Linked DNA regions of Homo sapiens: region 2 is linked to region 1. Evidence: chromatin loops called from intact Hi-C (ENCODE). Cell type or tissue: PC-9. All regions are shown on one strand.

The links. A loop is a pair of places that touch in the nucleus more often than their neighbours do. Peaks named below come from ENCODE experiments on the same cell type or tissue, not always from the same donor. Only the 100,000 strongest peaks of a DNase experiment are listed, where the experiment ranks them.
Region 2: it touches region 1 in a loop (13-fold over the local background); 46 of 110 quality-filtered maps call a loop at or near these places.

What each region holds. Positions count from the first base shown.
Region 1 is chrX:9,704,710-9,712,709 of GRCh38, forward strand. TBL1X (transducin beta like 1 X-linked) reads left to right here. Exons shown (of 18, transcript NM_005647.4): 13 at 284-405; 14 at 4,539-4,613; 15 at 4,924-5,051; 16 at 6,902-7,067. Among named protein-coding and RNA genes, the nearest start is that of GPR143, 57 kb to the right of the region's middle. RefSeq lists enhancers at 3,050-3,707, 3,708-4,364. In PC-9, CTCF peaks have their summits at 4,485 (motif pointing left) and 4,687; a DNase peak (open chromatin) is centred at 4,322; H3K27ac peaks cover 412 bases.
Region 2 is chrX:8,815,200-8,823,199 of GRCh38, forward strand. No RefSeq gene overlaps it. Among named protein-coding and RNA genes, the nearest start is that of FAM9A, 18 kb to the left of the region's middle. In PC-9, CTCF peaks have their summits at 445 (motif pointing left), 1,796 (motif pointing right), 2,000, 4,178 (motif pointing right) and 2 weaker places; no DNase peak of the experiment used is centred here.

The DNA.
Region 1 (8,000 bases):
ACTCGTCTCTGCAAAAAAAAAAAAAAATTTAAATTAGCTAGGCGTGATGGCATGCGCTATTCAGAAGGCTGAGGTGGGTGGATCCCTTGAGCCCAGGAATTCTAGGCTGCGTTGAGCCATGATCGCACCACTACACTCCAGCCTGGGTGACAGAGCAGGCCCTGTCTCTAGAATAAATAAATAAGTAAACTAAAGAGGCTTCTTGATTGTGCTGTTCATTGTTGTAAATCCATGGAGCTGTGCAACAGTGAGTAACTCCAGATGTCCTCCCTCCCTACTGCAGCCCCTGCCCTTGATGTGGACTGGCAGAACAACACGACCTTTGCCTCCTGTAGCACAGACATGTGTATCCATGTGTGCAGGCTCGGCTGTGACCGCCCAGTCAAAACCTTCCAGGGACACACAGTAAGTGAGAGCTCTTGTCACTGGTCTCGAGTTTGTGAGAATGTGATGTGGGAGCCGATTCTTGTGTGCCTAGAATTAAAAGCTACTGCAGCAGCAGACCAGCTCTAATGTGCCCCTTGGCTATTTGAGCTGTCATGGTTACCCCATGGTAACCATGGTGGTTGGATTGACTCAGTTTGGGGTTGGCAGTGAGAACAGTTCACTCAGAAATGACCTAGATGGTGGATTTGGCAACAAAGCCTTTAAGGTAGCCATGAGAAACATGTAGAGGACATCAAGGAAAGGATGCTCACAATAAATGAATAGACGGGGCACATCTGCAGTGAATAGAAAAAAAAATCATTAAAAAACAAATGGAGACTAAGTGTGGTGGCTTATGCCTATAATCCCAGCACTTTGGGAGTCTGAGGCCAGAGGATTGCTTGAGGCCAGGAGTTTGAGGCCAGCCTGAGCAACATAGCAAGACTCTGTCTCTACAAAAAATTTTAAAAAGTAGCTGCGTATGGTGATGCACACCTGTAGTCACATCCCAGGAGCTGAAGGCTGCAGTGAGTTACAGTAGCACCACTGCACTCCAGCCTAGGCAACAGAGCAAGACCTTGTCTCTTTAAAAAAAAAAAAAAAAAAAAGAAAAGAAATTGAGAACTGAGAAATATAATGTCTGAAATGAAAGTCTTAATAGGTGGGTGTATTAGGCAGTTCTCAATTCTCTCATTGCTCTAAAGAAATACCTGAGACTGGGTAATTGATAAGACAGGAGGTTTAACTGGCTCACAGTTCCTTAGGCTATACAGGAAGCATGGCAGCATCTGCTTCTGGGGAGGCTTCAGGAGGCTTCCAACCATGGCAGGAGGTGAAGCAGGAGCAGGCACCTCACATGGCCAGAGCAGGGGCAAGAGGTGGGAGGAGTGGGGGGGGTGTCACATACTTTTAAAGGACAAAAACTCACGAAGACAGCAAGCCACGAGGGATCTGCCCCCATGATCCGGACACCTCCCACGAGGCCCCACCTCTGCATCAGGGATGACAGTTCCACCTGAGATTTGGGTGGGGACACCGATCCTAAACCACATCCGTGGATTTACCAGCAGATGGGAGATTGCGGAAGTAAGGTTAGAGAGCATAGAAATTGGCCAATTTGAAGAACAGATAAAAGATCGAAAAAATGCATAAAGGCTTAATGGCTTATGGAACAATATCAGAGACCCTAAACCTATATGCGTGATGGGGAGAGAAGAAAGAATGGAACAGAAAAATCATTTGAGGCAGTAACAGCCAAGTTTTCCTAAATTTGGTGGAAAACATCAACATTTAATCCAAGAAGCTCAGCAAATTTCAAGCAGAACAAATATAAACAGAACCACACAAACAGAACAGACCATATCCACCTAGGCATATGGCCATCAAACACCAGAATCAATGACAGAGAAAATCCTAAAGGCAAGCAGAGGCTGACAAATCCATTATATACCAGGGAACAACAATGGGAACAACAGCTGACTTAGCAAATTCCTTAGTTTGGCCTCTGAGGCGCTTCCCGGTCTTTCACCAAATCTCCCTCAGATTAGCCAATTTCTATGGTCTCTAACCTTCTGCAATCTCCAGTCTGCTGGTAAACCCATTTACTAGCCTCGACCTCCTGGGCTAGTGTCCAAAAATTCCCTGTGCCTCTGTCCTCCTAAAGACACGTGCAGCCAAGCACCTTGCCCCGCGCTGAGCCCTGCCTGGAATGCTCCCTGCCTTAGACCCCCACAGCAGCTCTCGGTCCAAAACAGAATCCTCCCCAGTCTCCAGGCCCATTCACGTATCCTCTGCACGCCCTGGGGAGGATTCACGGCACCCCCTGAGCTCCTACTGCCCACATGAATGCCACAGCCCTGGCAGTAGCTGCTGGCCTGCGTGTCTGCCTCTCCCAGAAAACGCAGAGTGCATCAATGCTGGGACCATGGCATCTTGCCTTTCTCTCACCAGCACCCAGGATATCTCTGTGGTGGGGCAGGGTGGGGGTCCCTTGTTAAAGCAGGAGAGGATGGTCACAGTCCCTGGAGATTTGCCATTGTGCCACTAACTTAACTGATGTAAATTCCCTTGTCCTGATTCCCCTAATGCCCACCTCTCCCCACCCCTGGCCCAGGGGTCCCTGTCCCAAAGGAAGGCGCTTTTAGAGCACAGGCACCTATCGTCCTGTTAACATCTGTTTGGCTCCAAACTGACTCTCTTCTCCCGGTCTAAACTTATTTCTCCTCTAACCCTGGACTATCCACAAGTTTTTAATAGAGCTGTACACACTATCTGCAGTTCCCAGGTGTCCTGCCCAGGACCTTGCCACCAGCACAGGCCTTGGCCCTTTAAGTGGGTCTTAATGTGGCTGATGGCCCTGAACAAAGCTCCAGCTCAGTGGGGTTGAGTGGAGACCCATGAGCCGGCTCTGGAGGCGGCCCAGGAACCGGGGCTTGCATTGCAGAGCTAGGGATCCGCTCCCAGGAAGTTATTTGTTCCTTTGCATGGGCTTGGCTAGGGACAGCCAGTGGTGACCAGCTCTACATTCCTGGGCCCATGAGTTTTCCTCTGAACAGCTGCAGTCAGAGCCACCCTTGCTGGCCTTGCATACACATTCACACTCATAGACACCCATGCGTGTGCACACTCACAACCCTCAGCCCCCTCTCCAGTCGGCCCCCTCCACCCTCCCGGGCTCTCGCAGCAGCCTGCCCCTGGGCCGCGAAACTTCTTCCTCCTCCCTTTCCTGGGCCACGTGTGCCTCATGGAACACAGATGTGGCCTTGTCACTGTCCAGTTCACACCCTTCAAAACTCCATGTTCTTAGAAAGCAACCTGACCATACAGTTAATCCAAACCGGAGCCCTTAGGAGTATGAAATTTAGAAAATTCATTATGAGTGTGTCATTAGTTAATTGTTAGGCCGGGACAGCAGGTGTCACATGGTGGGACTGGACTGGACATATGGGGCCCTATAGTCACCCCTGAGGGAGCCCCAAGCTGGTACGCCATGTCCCCTCATTTCTCCTGGGTAGGCTGTTCCCCAGCTGAACCTTTGCCACAGGTGGTTCTTTTACACATGCCTGTCCCGGTAGTGTCCCCGTCTCCCTTGGCCCCTGGGTACATTCATTCACCTTTATCCTCCAGGGTTTAGCCTCGTGGTCCCCAGGTGTCCTGAGCCTGTGCTTTTCGCTACCTGGCTGTGCCGATCACGAGCCCCCAGCCAGGATTTTGCCTGTGTCATGTGTGTTTGTGCCACTCAGCATTTGCCTCTCACTTGTGTTGCACATGTGTGCCTGCCTGTGTGTGCATTTGGGTCGCCCATCTTCCACCTGGATCAGCCCTTACCCCGCTTGAACTCCGTAATAGGTGAGGGTTCACTTCTCATGTTTACCCCTCCCTCCGCCTCCACTCACCTGCAGGAGAGAAATACCTTCTAATGGGTGTGGACACTGGAGGAACTGTTACATTAAAAGTGCATAAGAGGCCTGGCATGGTGGCTCACGCCTGTAATCCCAGCACTTTGGGAGGTCGAGGTGGGAGGATCACTTGAGCCCAAGAGTTCAAGACCAGCTTGGGCAAAAATCCCAAAAAAAAAAAAAAAAAAAAAGGGCATGGTGGTGCCTGCCTGTAGTCCCAGCTACTTGGGAGGGTGAGGCAAGAGGATTGCTTGAGTTTAAGAGGTACATGCTGCAAGGACCTGTGATCCTGCCACTGCACTCCAGCCCGGGAGACAGAGTGAGACCCTGTCTGAAAAAGAAAAGTGCATAGGAAAGTGATTTTCAAAGGCCAATTTAAAAAGTAACTGGTTTTACTGGTTTTATTTGCTGCGTTTTATGGTATGTGATTTCTTCACTTGCCTTCCTTCCTAGCAGGGAAGGTTTTTTTCTTAATGAAGTATGGATGAGAGTGGCTGGTGTTGTGTGGTATAGGGCTGTGGTTTTATATAAATGAAAAAGGCAAAGTGAGAAAAAGAGGAAACTAGATGGCTGGTTGGGCTGTGCCCTTTGATGTCAGGCTGAAGCCGAAGACCTTCTGCAGCGCCGGTGGCGCGCTGCTGCCCCCTGCTGGAAGGTGACCTCATCTACTCACAGGCCCTGATGTCTTTTTCACACTCTTCTGCTCTCTTTCAGAACGAGGTCAACGCCATCAAATGGGATCCGTCTGGAATGTTGCTGGCATCCTGCTCGGATGACATGACATTGAAGGTAGAGTCGGCATGGCAAGGGGTGGGCTGTTTAATCCTAGACAACCCCGGGCACTTGATGCCAGTCTCACGGTCACTCTTACATGAGGATTATTTATTACTGACCACCCTCCCTTCCTCTGTCATCCGGTGAGCTACGATTTCTCAGTCATAGTCCCACTGAGAATCGCAGCCTCCCTGCAGCCTTTCTCACCACTGTGCACCCTCCACCCTGCCCTGGGCCCCGTGTGCACCCCCGGGAGGAATGATTCCACATCGTTCCCGGATGCAGGAATGGCTTTTGCTCATGTTGTGTCTGGTGTGTTCTGTAGATCTGGAGCATGAAACAGGAGGTGTGCATCCATGATCTTCAGGCTCACAATAAAGAGATCTACACCATCAAGTGGAGCCCCACTGGGCCCGCCACCAGCAACCCAAACTCCAACATCATGTTGGCAAGGTAAGGGCAGGCAACACAGCTGGCACAGCTCGGTGTTACACAAAGACAACAGGAAATTCTGCTAAAGCGCGTCCATGCACGTGTGTTGAAGCCCTTCAGAGGAAGCAAAGCGGTAGCTCACTTTGAAGGGGCCAGGATAGAATTACCGAGTAACACCTGCCTTTGAGGTAAGGATGGTTTTGAGTCAGGCACAGTGGCTTACGCCTATAATCTCAGCACCCTGGGAGGCCAAGGCAGGACGATGGCTTGAGCCCAAGAGTTCAACATCAGCCTGGGCAACATGGTGAAACCCCATCTCTACAAAAACTTAGCCAGGCGTGGTGACGTGTGCCTGTAGTCCCAGCTACTCAGGAGGCTGAGGCAGGAGGATGGCTTGAGCCCAGGAGATTGAGGCTGCAGTGCGCGGTGATCACACCACTGCACTCCAGCCTGGGTGACAGAGCAAGACCATGTCTCAAAAAAAAAAAAAAAAAAAACAGAAGAAGAAAAAAAACCACCCAACATGACTGCAGAGCCACAGTTGAGGGACAGCAAGCCAGGCAGCACCAACTCCTGTTGACGGTGCTCGAATTAAGGTCATCTCTTAGAGAGGACAGGATGGAATTCCTGCATCCACTGAGAGACGGAACCAAAAAAACAAAGAACACATAGGCCGTAATTCTCATATTTCAAGTAATTGTCATAAAATCCACTTAAAGTACTGTGATATAGTGTGATATAGTACTACACACTCGAGTTGTTTTGTGATGACTCAGAAGGTGCTTTTGCGTCGCGTGGTACTATTAGGAGCATAAATTATCCTTTTAGTCAGCAAGTATAAAAGGGGCATCCCGGTACCTAATGGGTCCCTGTTGAAAGAAAGCAAGCCAGACAATAGCTTTGTGATAGATATTACTGTTCTAAGTTTGAAAATAACTAAAATTTGCAGCTTTCAATAATGTGATTACGTATGTGGATGTGATTGTATTTTAATTCTTGTTTGATTAAAATTTATTTTCTATTTAGAGACAGGGTCTCCCTATGTTACCCAGGCTGGTCTTGAACTCCTGGCTTCAAGTGATCCTCCCACCTTGGCCTCCCAAAGTACTAGGATTACAGGCATGATCTACTGTACCTGGCCTAAAAAGTTTTTTAAATGTTTATTCACTTAATTTGCTATTTTTCCAAATATGGCTGTCTGTATTAATTTAGTTGGTAATAATAGATGTCATGTTTTAAATTGTAGGGGCATTTTAGGAAACTTGATAAATATTCTACAAAAATATTTACCATTTACGTCTATAGGAAACATAGAAACAGGGCTGGGCGCAGTGGCTTACACCTGTAATCCCAACAGTTTGGTAGGGTGAGGCAGGAGGATCTCTTGAGCCCAGAGGTTCAAGACCAGCCTGGGCAACACAGTGAAACCCCGTCTCTACAAAAAATAAAAAAATAAAAATTAGCCGGGTGTGGACCTATGGTTGCAGCTTCTCTGCTGAGGCTGAGGCGGGAGGATCACTTGAGCCCAGGAGTTCGAGGCTGCAGTGAGTCATGATCACGCCACTGCACTCCAGCCTGGGCAACACAGTAAGACCCCATCTCAAAAAAAAAAAAAAAGGTGCAGAAACAAATGTAGATATCAAATTGTTTCCCTAATAAGACCATTAAAGCTTTTTTTCTGTTTAATGACTATGGCTTTGTTTTTAATACTTGTAAGTAGTTACAGTTTAGAAGACAAAAAGCTTTTTAGTTATTATCTTTTGAAACGTAAAAGCTGGGAAAAACAACTCCTGGAGATCTGATACACATTATGGAGAACTGTTTGAAACCACCGTGTGTATGTGATTTTGCTTTCTCTCCCACCTTGCTAGTGCTTCGTTTGATTCTACGGTGCGACTGTGGGACATAGAACGAGGCGTCTGCACCCACACGCTCACGAAGCATCAGGAGCCTGTCTATAGCGTAGCTTTCAGCCCTGATGGGAAGTACTTGGCCAGTGGATCCTTCGACAAGTGCGTCCATATCTGGAATACTCAGGTAAGCTCCCGACCCCTACACCAAATCCTTTTAGTAAGGGATGCCCAAATAGCCACGACTCCAGTGCCCTTGGCTCAGAGCAGTGCCCCGGAGGGAGTTGAGCAAGCTCAGGCTCCCCGGGCAGACCCAGTGGATGCTGTCCACGTGCACCCCACGTGGGCTGTCAGCTCTTCCCCCACCAGACACCTCCGGCAGCTCCCCTCCCTGAGGAAGGGCGTCGTGTCCACCGTAATCATGGCTCTTGGCCATTTGATTCCAAACCCTCACCTTGGCACACGTTCTTCCTTGAAGGAGCCGCTGTCTTCTGTTCACTTTTCTGAGTCCATGGCACGAAACCTTCCACCTGCCTCTTCCTCTTCTTAGCAGTTATCACCGAAGTGCTGCTCTCTAGATACTGAGGTTAGAAGGTGGGAGTGGGGGACCAGCTAACGGGGTCAAGGCCACACCAGCTCCTGCAGCTCCCTTACGGAGCAGACCAGGGAGTGGGAAGGAATGTGCTCTTGCTGTTGTCATGCCACTTCAATTTTTCTTTTCTGTTTTGTTTTGTTGTTGTTGTTTTTTGTTTTTGTTTTTGTTTTTGAGACGGAGTCTCACTCTGTCACCCAGGCTGGAGTGCAGTGGCGCGATCTTGGCTCACTGCAACCTCTGCCTCCCAGATTCAAGCAAGTCTCCTGCCTCAGCCTCCTGAATAGCTGGAATTACAGGCACCCGCCATCATGCCCAGCTTATTTTTGTATTTTTAGTAGAGACAGGGTTTCACATGTTGGCCAGGATGGTCTTGAACTCCTGACCTCAGGTGATCCGCCCACTTTTGCCTCCCAAAGTGCTGGGATTACAGGTGTGAGCCACCGTGCCTAGCCTCAATTTTTCAAATCAAAGTAGGTTCTGTTTGAGGACATAAGGTATGTCAATATTGGGTTGTCCTTTTAGCAG
Region 2 (8,000 bases), 890 kb before region 1:
CCTGGCCTGAGTACTTCGAAAAGAGGACTGATTTGCTAACTGAAAAGAGGACTAATTTGAAATTTCCCATATATTGGAAAGCCTTGCACATAGATCTAAGATTTTGACAAAAACATGCATAAAGTAGATTTTTATTTTAAAAAATATCACCTTGGGAAAGGCTTATTATAATTCAACAATATTACAATTGTTCTCAACCCTGTGTTTATTGGAATAAAAAAATCCCTCTATAGGAAAGATTAACATGTAAAATTAATACTCATAGTAATGAGTAATAAATCCCTTTGAAATTCAGTGTTTCCAAATCTTTGTGTTCTCCAAATTGAAGGAATGGTCAATAGTGGTTCTCATGAGGAGGGGGATTGTTCAGGGAAGATTTGGCAGTGTGGAGGTACTTTTGGTCACCACAACTAGGAATATACTACTGACATCTAGTGGTAGAAGCCAGGAATGCAGCAAAACATCCTACAATGAATACACAGGACAGTCCTCCCTCCCCTCCAGGAATTATCCAGCCCCCAATGTCAATAGTGCCAAAGGTGAGAGACCATTATATATGAATATGTAAATAAATAATAACAGAAAAATGGAGGAAACCTCCACTGATCCCATTAAGAGATTCATGTCAATGAATTTTATTGAAAAATGATCAATGTTTATGTTTTAATCATATATACTTATATTTTAAATGCTGTATCTTATGTTGTTTTGATTAACTATGTGATAATAATAAATGTATTAATAACACAAGCTACAGGAAAGTTTTTAAACTCTTAGAGTCTTGTGGTTGCAAGAATTTTTGAAAAGTAAATATTTACAATTTGATGCAGTTTTGTTTTAGGTAAGTAAAATAAGTTATCAATAAAAGATTTTCAAATATCAAATAATATAACTTTAAGATAAAATTGTCTGAGGAGAGCAGAATAGAAATTAAACCCCAAGGAAAAAAACAAATGATTGAAAATTCTCCCCTGTTAAAGAAGAGCATTTTTAGGGATTTTAATTAACTATAACAGGTGTCAAACTGTTATGATAATTAGCTTACATCGGAAAAGTTTAAAAGCGTGATGTTGCAGCTCTGTCTTTAAATATTTACATTTGGAATATGCCAGAAATTTCATTCTTTCCATCTAGTTAAAATTATGATGTCAAATTGTAGATGTAACTAAAATGTGCCGGGAGATGCACAGGTTGGCAAGATTCTTTTAGAGAGTATTCAGGTAAAAATGTTTGAATACCACTGTTGTACAGAGCTGATCCAATTCCCTAAAATCGAGCTCTCAGGAAGTTAATTAAGGTTCCCCCTTTAGCCATAGGGGCCTGCAGACAAGTGGGTGATAAATCCCTTCCCTTTTGAAGGTCATAAGCCCCTTTCTGTCTCTTGTAGCCTAAAAGCATTTTGAACATCAACTTTACAAATCCAAATAGTCATCATGATATTAAAAGCTTTTAAATAATAATTACAAAATTATTGGGTTAACTGAATAACATTTTCATGCAATGATATCAAAGCAAAAAGATTTTTGCATTGTCAGACTCAAAGAAGGATCCTTTTGTACGAAGAGAAATGATCCTATAACTGCTTTGTTGGATTCTTAATTTAAATATTCATTAAGTGAATTTAACATATACAGTTCATAATCCTCTTCCTTTGAGAAAGAAAAGAGGTCATTTATCTGAGACTAAGAGCTTTCCCTACTTAACAAAACCCAAGGGCTAGAAATCTGAAGATTTATTTCAAATTTTCTTAAGGGCAGTTGAATAATGTATAAGATATACAACACCAGATGGCAGTATTTCCATGTTCTAGGGCATACACACACACATACACACACACACACACACACACACACACACACACACGCACGCACACATACAGAGACATATATATATCTATATACAAGTAGACAAAAAACGGTGTTTCTATAGTGACCAATATCGGGCAGGCAGACTTTAAAATCAGTATGACAATAGGCACAGATATTTACATCAGAAATTTCTCTTTACACTTGAGATATGTGACTCATTTTTCCCATATAGTTCACTTAAAAACAGTTTATAATTATTATTTTTTTTCTTATTTACTAAGGCAGCAACACATAGGTAGGTAATCCATATAAATATTGACAAACAATGAAAAGAAAAATGAGGGAAAAAATTACCGAAATTGCCAAGCTAGCATATAATATCAGCAAATTATGGCTTAATTTAAAGGTTTTCTTTCTTTAAACAACAAACTGTGTAGCTTTACCTGAGCCTAATATACTTACATGAAAGACTAATATATAGATAAGGAGATGTAGTCATATACAAATTACATGAAAAATGTACATACACGTTAAAGAGAGGAAAACAATTTTTCTTTTCACGTATATTCCATAGTTGGTTGCAAAAATACAATTAGTTAACTTTTCAGAATTAACCTGAAAAAGTTTGTATCTGTGAAGCCAGTGAGATCTGTTACTTTGAAGTTGCATAAACTTTATAGGCTCTTAAAAAAAAAAAACAAAAAACCTCAATATCTTATTCAATTGCTTCCTTTCTAAGAAAAGGAATTATTCACCCACCTGGTTCTCAGTACTAAAAGAGGAAACCAGCATGAAATTGCCTAATCTAGCACATATTAAGCATAATAGGTGTTTATTAAAACAATAATCATTGATTAGTTATTATTGCTTGTTAATTAGGATTATCTTTAAAATGAGGATGTGGTGTATGAATCACTCAAGAAGAAGACCAACCCTAAGGAAATTAGGAATTTTCTAGCTCCCAAGTCCCCTCTTCCTATGCTTTGCTGCTCCGTCAGGTGGAATATCAAGCCAATTACACCGTGGGGTTTTTTTTTTTTTTTTGCCAATTTTGTACCCACTATTACTCTCATCAAGATTAGATTTTATACATTACTATTAACTTAAAAGAAAAATACATTACTATTAACTTAAAAGAAAGTTTTCTTTTAACACATATATATTGATGCCTGTTGTATCCCATTTAGTTTACAAGGCAAACATATACATTTTATTCCACTGTGCTCATCTGACAATCCAAAAACAGAGGATTCGACTAGGAAGTTTTGTGACTTAGGTCCCAGAGCAAATAAAGTGTAGATTCTGGGGGTTTCAGCAAAGGTCTGTCTCTTCCCTTGGTCCATGCACTCAGTAATGCTCCAGGCTACCCTGGACAAATCTTTCCTTGTTAGAAGAAACACAAACACCAGCAGAGCAGAGAAGTTTTGTAGAAGGCACACACCATGACAGCAGTCAGGGGCCCTGAAAAAAAGCGACCATAATCCAATACACTCCCGCTCCTCTTCTGGGTTTCTCCATCCTACTCAGGCTTCAAACATGCATCTTTTCACTGTCCCTGGAGCATATTTTCAAATCATTTGGACAGATGGGTTGCTTAGGCTTTGAGTTCCCTATTTATGTGGGGTGTTCAGAATGGAGTATTGGCGTGGAATTTACAGGCACTGATTTCTTCTAGCCCTTGTCATCACCATCATCGTCATCATCATCATCATCACCATCATCATCATCATCATCAAGATCTCAGATTAAGCGTTTCCTCCCTGTAAGTTTCTTCTCAATTTCTGACACTAACTCCAAAGACCATGCATGTGCCAGACTGCCCTGATGATGGTTGTACAGGGTTGATCCAATTCCCTTAAAATGGACTCTCAGGCAATTCAGGTTCCTGCTTTAGCCATAGGGGCCTGCAGACACATGGGTGATAAATCCCTTCCCTTTTGAAGGCCATAAGCCCTTTTCTGTCTCTTGTAGCTGAAAAGCATTTTGAACACCAACTTTACAAATGCAAATAGTCATTCATGATATTAAAAGCTTTTAAATAATAATTTCAAAATTGTTGGGCTAACTGAATAACATTTTCGTGCAATGAGATCAAAGCAAAAAAAATTTTGCAGTGTCAGACTTAAAGAAGGATCCTTTTGTATGAAGAGAAATGATCTTGTAACTGCTTTGTTGGATTCTTAATTCAAATATTCATTAATTGAATGTAACATATACGGTATTTAGAATCCTCTTCCTTTGAGAAACAAAAGAACACATTTATCTGAGACTAAGAGCTTTCCCTGCTTAGCAAAACCCGAGGGCTAGAAATCTGAAGATTTATTTCAAATTTTCTCAAGGGCAGTTGAATAATGTTTAAGATATAACACCAGATGGCAGTATTTCCATGTTCTAGATCACACACACACACACACACACACACACACACACACACACACGTGTGTGTGTGTGTATATATATATATACATATATATAATATATTTGTATATATATATGTATATACACAAGTAGACAAAAAACAGTGTTTCTATAGTGACCAATGTCGGGCAGGGAGACTTTAAAATCAGTATTGACAATAGACACAGATATTTACATCAGAAATTTATCTTTATACTTGAGATATGTGACTCATTTTTCCCATATAGTTCACTTAAAAAACAGTTCACAATTATTATTATTTTTCTTATTTACTGAAGCAGCAACACATAGGTAGGTAACCCATATAAATATTGACAAACAATGAAAAGAAAAAATGAGCAAAATTTGGCGAAATTGCCAAACTAGCATATAATATCAGCAAATTATGGCTCAATTTAAAGGCTTTCTTTATTTAAATAAAAAACTATGTAGCTTTACCTGAGCCTAATATACTTACATGAATGACTAATATATACATAAGGACATGTAGTCATATACATATTACATGAAAAATGTACATACACGTTTAAGAAAGGAAAACAAATTTTCTTTTCATATATACTCCATAATTCGTTGCAAAAATACACTTAGTTAACTTTTCAGAATTAATCTGAAAAAGTTTGTATCTGTGAAGCCAGTGAGGTCTGTTACTTTGAAGTTGTAGAAACTTTATAGGCTCTTTAAAAAACCCTCAGTGCCTCATTCAATTGCTTCTTTTCTAAGAAAAGGTATAATTTCACCCACTTGGTTCTCAGTAGTAAAAGAGGAAGCCAGCATGAAATTGCCTAATCTTGCACATATGAAGCATAGTAGGTGCTTATTAAAAAATCATTGATTAGTTATTATTGCTTGTTAATTAAGATTATCTTAAAATGAGGATGTGGTGTATGAATCATTCAAGAAGAAGCCCAACCCTAAGGAAATTAGGAACTTTCTAGCTCCCAAGTCCCCTCTTCCTATGCTTTGCTGCTCCGTCAGATGGAATATCAAGCCAATTATACCTTATTTTTTTGCCAATTTTGTACTGACTATTAGTCTCATCAAGATTAGATTTTATACATTACTATTAAATAAAAGAAAAAAGTATTCTTTTAGCACACATATATTGATGCCTGTTGTATCCCATTTCGTGTACAAAGCAAACATACACATTTTATTCCATTGTGCTTATCTGACAATCCAAAAACAGAGGATTTGACTACGAAGTTTTGTGATTTAGGTCCCAGAACAAGCAAAGTGTAGATTCTGGGGGTTTCAGCAAAGGTCTGTCTCTTCCCTTGGTCCATGCACTCGGTAATGCTCCAGGCTACCCTGGACAAATCTTTCCTTGTTAGAAGAAACACAAATACCAGCTGAGCAGAGAAGTTTTGTAGAAGGCACACCCCACTGCAGCAGTCAGGGGCCCTGAAAAGATGAGACCATAATCCAATACATTCACTCTCCTTTTCTGGGCTTCTCCATCCTACTCAGGCTTCAAACCTGCATCCTTTCACTGTCCCTGGAGCACATTCTCAATTCATTTGGACAGATGGGTTGGTTAGGCTTTGAGTTCCCTATTTATTTGGGGTGTTCAGAATGGAGTATTGGCGTGGAATTTACAGGCACTGATTTCTTCTAGTCTTTGTCATCACCATCATCACCATCACCATCACCATCATCATCATCATCATCATCATCATCACCATCACCATTGTCATCATCCCATCATTACCATCATTACCACCATCATCATCATCATCACCATCACCATTATCATCGTCATCAGGATCTCAGATTAAGTGTTCCCTCCATGTAAGTCTCTTCCCAATTCTTGACACTAACTCCAAAGATCATGTATGTCTCAGAATGCCCTGGTGATGGCGCTGCAGATATTTAAACCCCAAAACTGGCCTTCAGCAGGCAGAGCCGACTCCTCCAGCCTTTGGAACACATGGTATGTTCCTTTAAATGCAGACTTGTTTGCTGAGCTCCCACAAGGCAGATCTCAGCGGCACTCACCCAAATGCCATCCTAGACAAAGGGTCATATTTTATCCCTTTTATCAGACTCTCAAGGAGTCTAGAGTCAGTCAAATAAAGCCAAGCTGGCTGCTTCCAATCAATGACCCAGAATCCCAGCACTTTCTCACCCACGGCACTGTTAGGAGCTTCAGATAAAAAGCCCACATCACTCCCCTCTGCTGCTACTTGGTTCTTAGGTGATGTTTTGTGGTTTCCTGCACCTGAGATAGTTTTGGTGTCCTAGTTAGTGTGTGGATTTTTGGATGAGCACATATAGAGCACATGCTCGTGAGTACACACAGCCTATAATGACTGAGTTATGAGATTGTTCTGCAGAGACCAGAGGGCCCAGCCAGTCCTTTCTGCTTCTGCTATTGAGAACTTCAGGAACTGCTTGCAGGACTGAGTGGAGAACTGATGGCCTCTCTGAGACCCTAATTCTGGACAAGGCATCATGTACTTACCGCAAGGAAACTCTGGCCCTGGGCTGCAGGCAATGGATGTCTCCTCCAGACTTCCCTCTCCTTCCTATTTGACTTCTGTAGCTTTCAGGTACCTTTGCTATTTTCCCTTGGCCGCTTCCCATTCTCTTTATTTAAGTACATCTTAAAGGATTTATCGAAATCAATACAGTGTCAATGTATATACAATAAGAGAGTAAAAATATTTGGGGCGGACTGTAACTCCTGACACCATTTTATTTGACTTCGTTAGCATGATACTGGCAACCTGGCATTTGACAGCCTCCTTTAGAATGAATCACCTAAACACTTGTCAAACATTGACCTGAAAGTTGCCCAAACATTTGTCTAAACATTGCCAAATATTAGATTACGTGACAGGGGTCTCTGTTTCCCTTCCGAATTGTGCCATTAAACTGCCATTTGAACTGGAAAGTTCCAGTTCAGTGTCTCAGAAAATGTCTGTTTGCTGCCTACTTCAGGTTTAGCAGCACAGAATTAATTTGCTGTTGATAGTATTCCTTGGAAAAAGATGCTGTATAAGCGTATCGGCCATGTAATTCCAACGTGAGCCTATACCAAGTCTCAGATTCAAATAATGTTCTCTGTAAATAAGCTCTTTCTTGAGTTTGCCATTGTCTAGCCTTTAAATAAATTACTGGCATCATGTCTCCAGTTTGAAAACATACAGTGCAACTAGAAGGATGTTTCTTCACTTTCATGCATCTTTGCAAGAAGTTCTCACCATAACAAACTGTGTGGTCTGCGTCATTCCCAAAAATTCCTGGAGATTCCTTCTTATTTTGTCTCACATTTGATTCCCACTCTTCCCTTCATCACCAGAGGATGATAAAATGGAGAAAACATGATCTTAGAATTCAGAAACAAGTGCAAGCCATTATTAAAAGTGGAAACATATTTTTTAAAGAAACTGTATTGTTACGGAAATTCTCAAACCTAGCCCCACATAGAAAGGACAGGGTAACAAACCTCCTGGTACTCTGCCCAGTGCATTCAGCATCAACATTTTTCATATGTCCTACCCATCTAGTTTTCCTTTAGTGGAGCATTTTATTTATTTATTTATTTATTTATTTTTGTGACAGAGTCTTGCTCTGTCGCCCAGGCTGGCATGCAGTGGCACAATCTCTGTTTCATGCAACCTCTGCTTCCCAGGTTCAAGCGATTCTCCCACTTCAGCCTCCCAAGTAGCTGGGATTACAGGCACACAGCGCCATGCCCTGCTAATTTTTGGATTTTTAGCAGAGACAGGGTTTCACCATGTGGACCAGGCTGGTCTCGAACTCCTGACC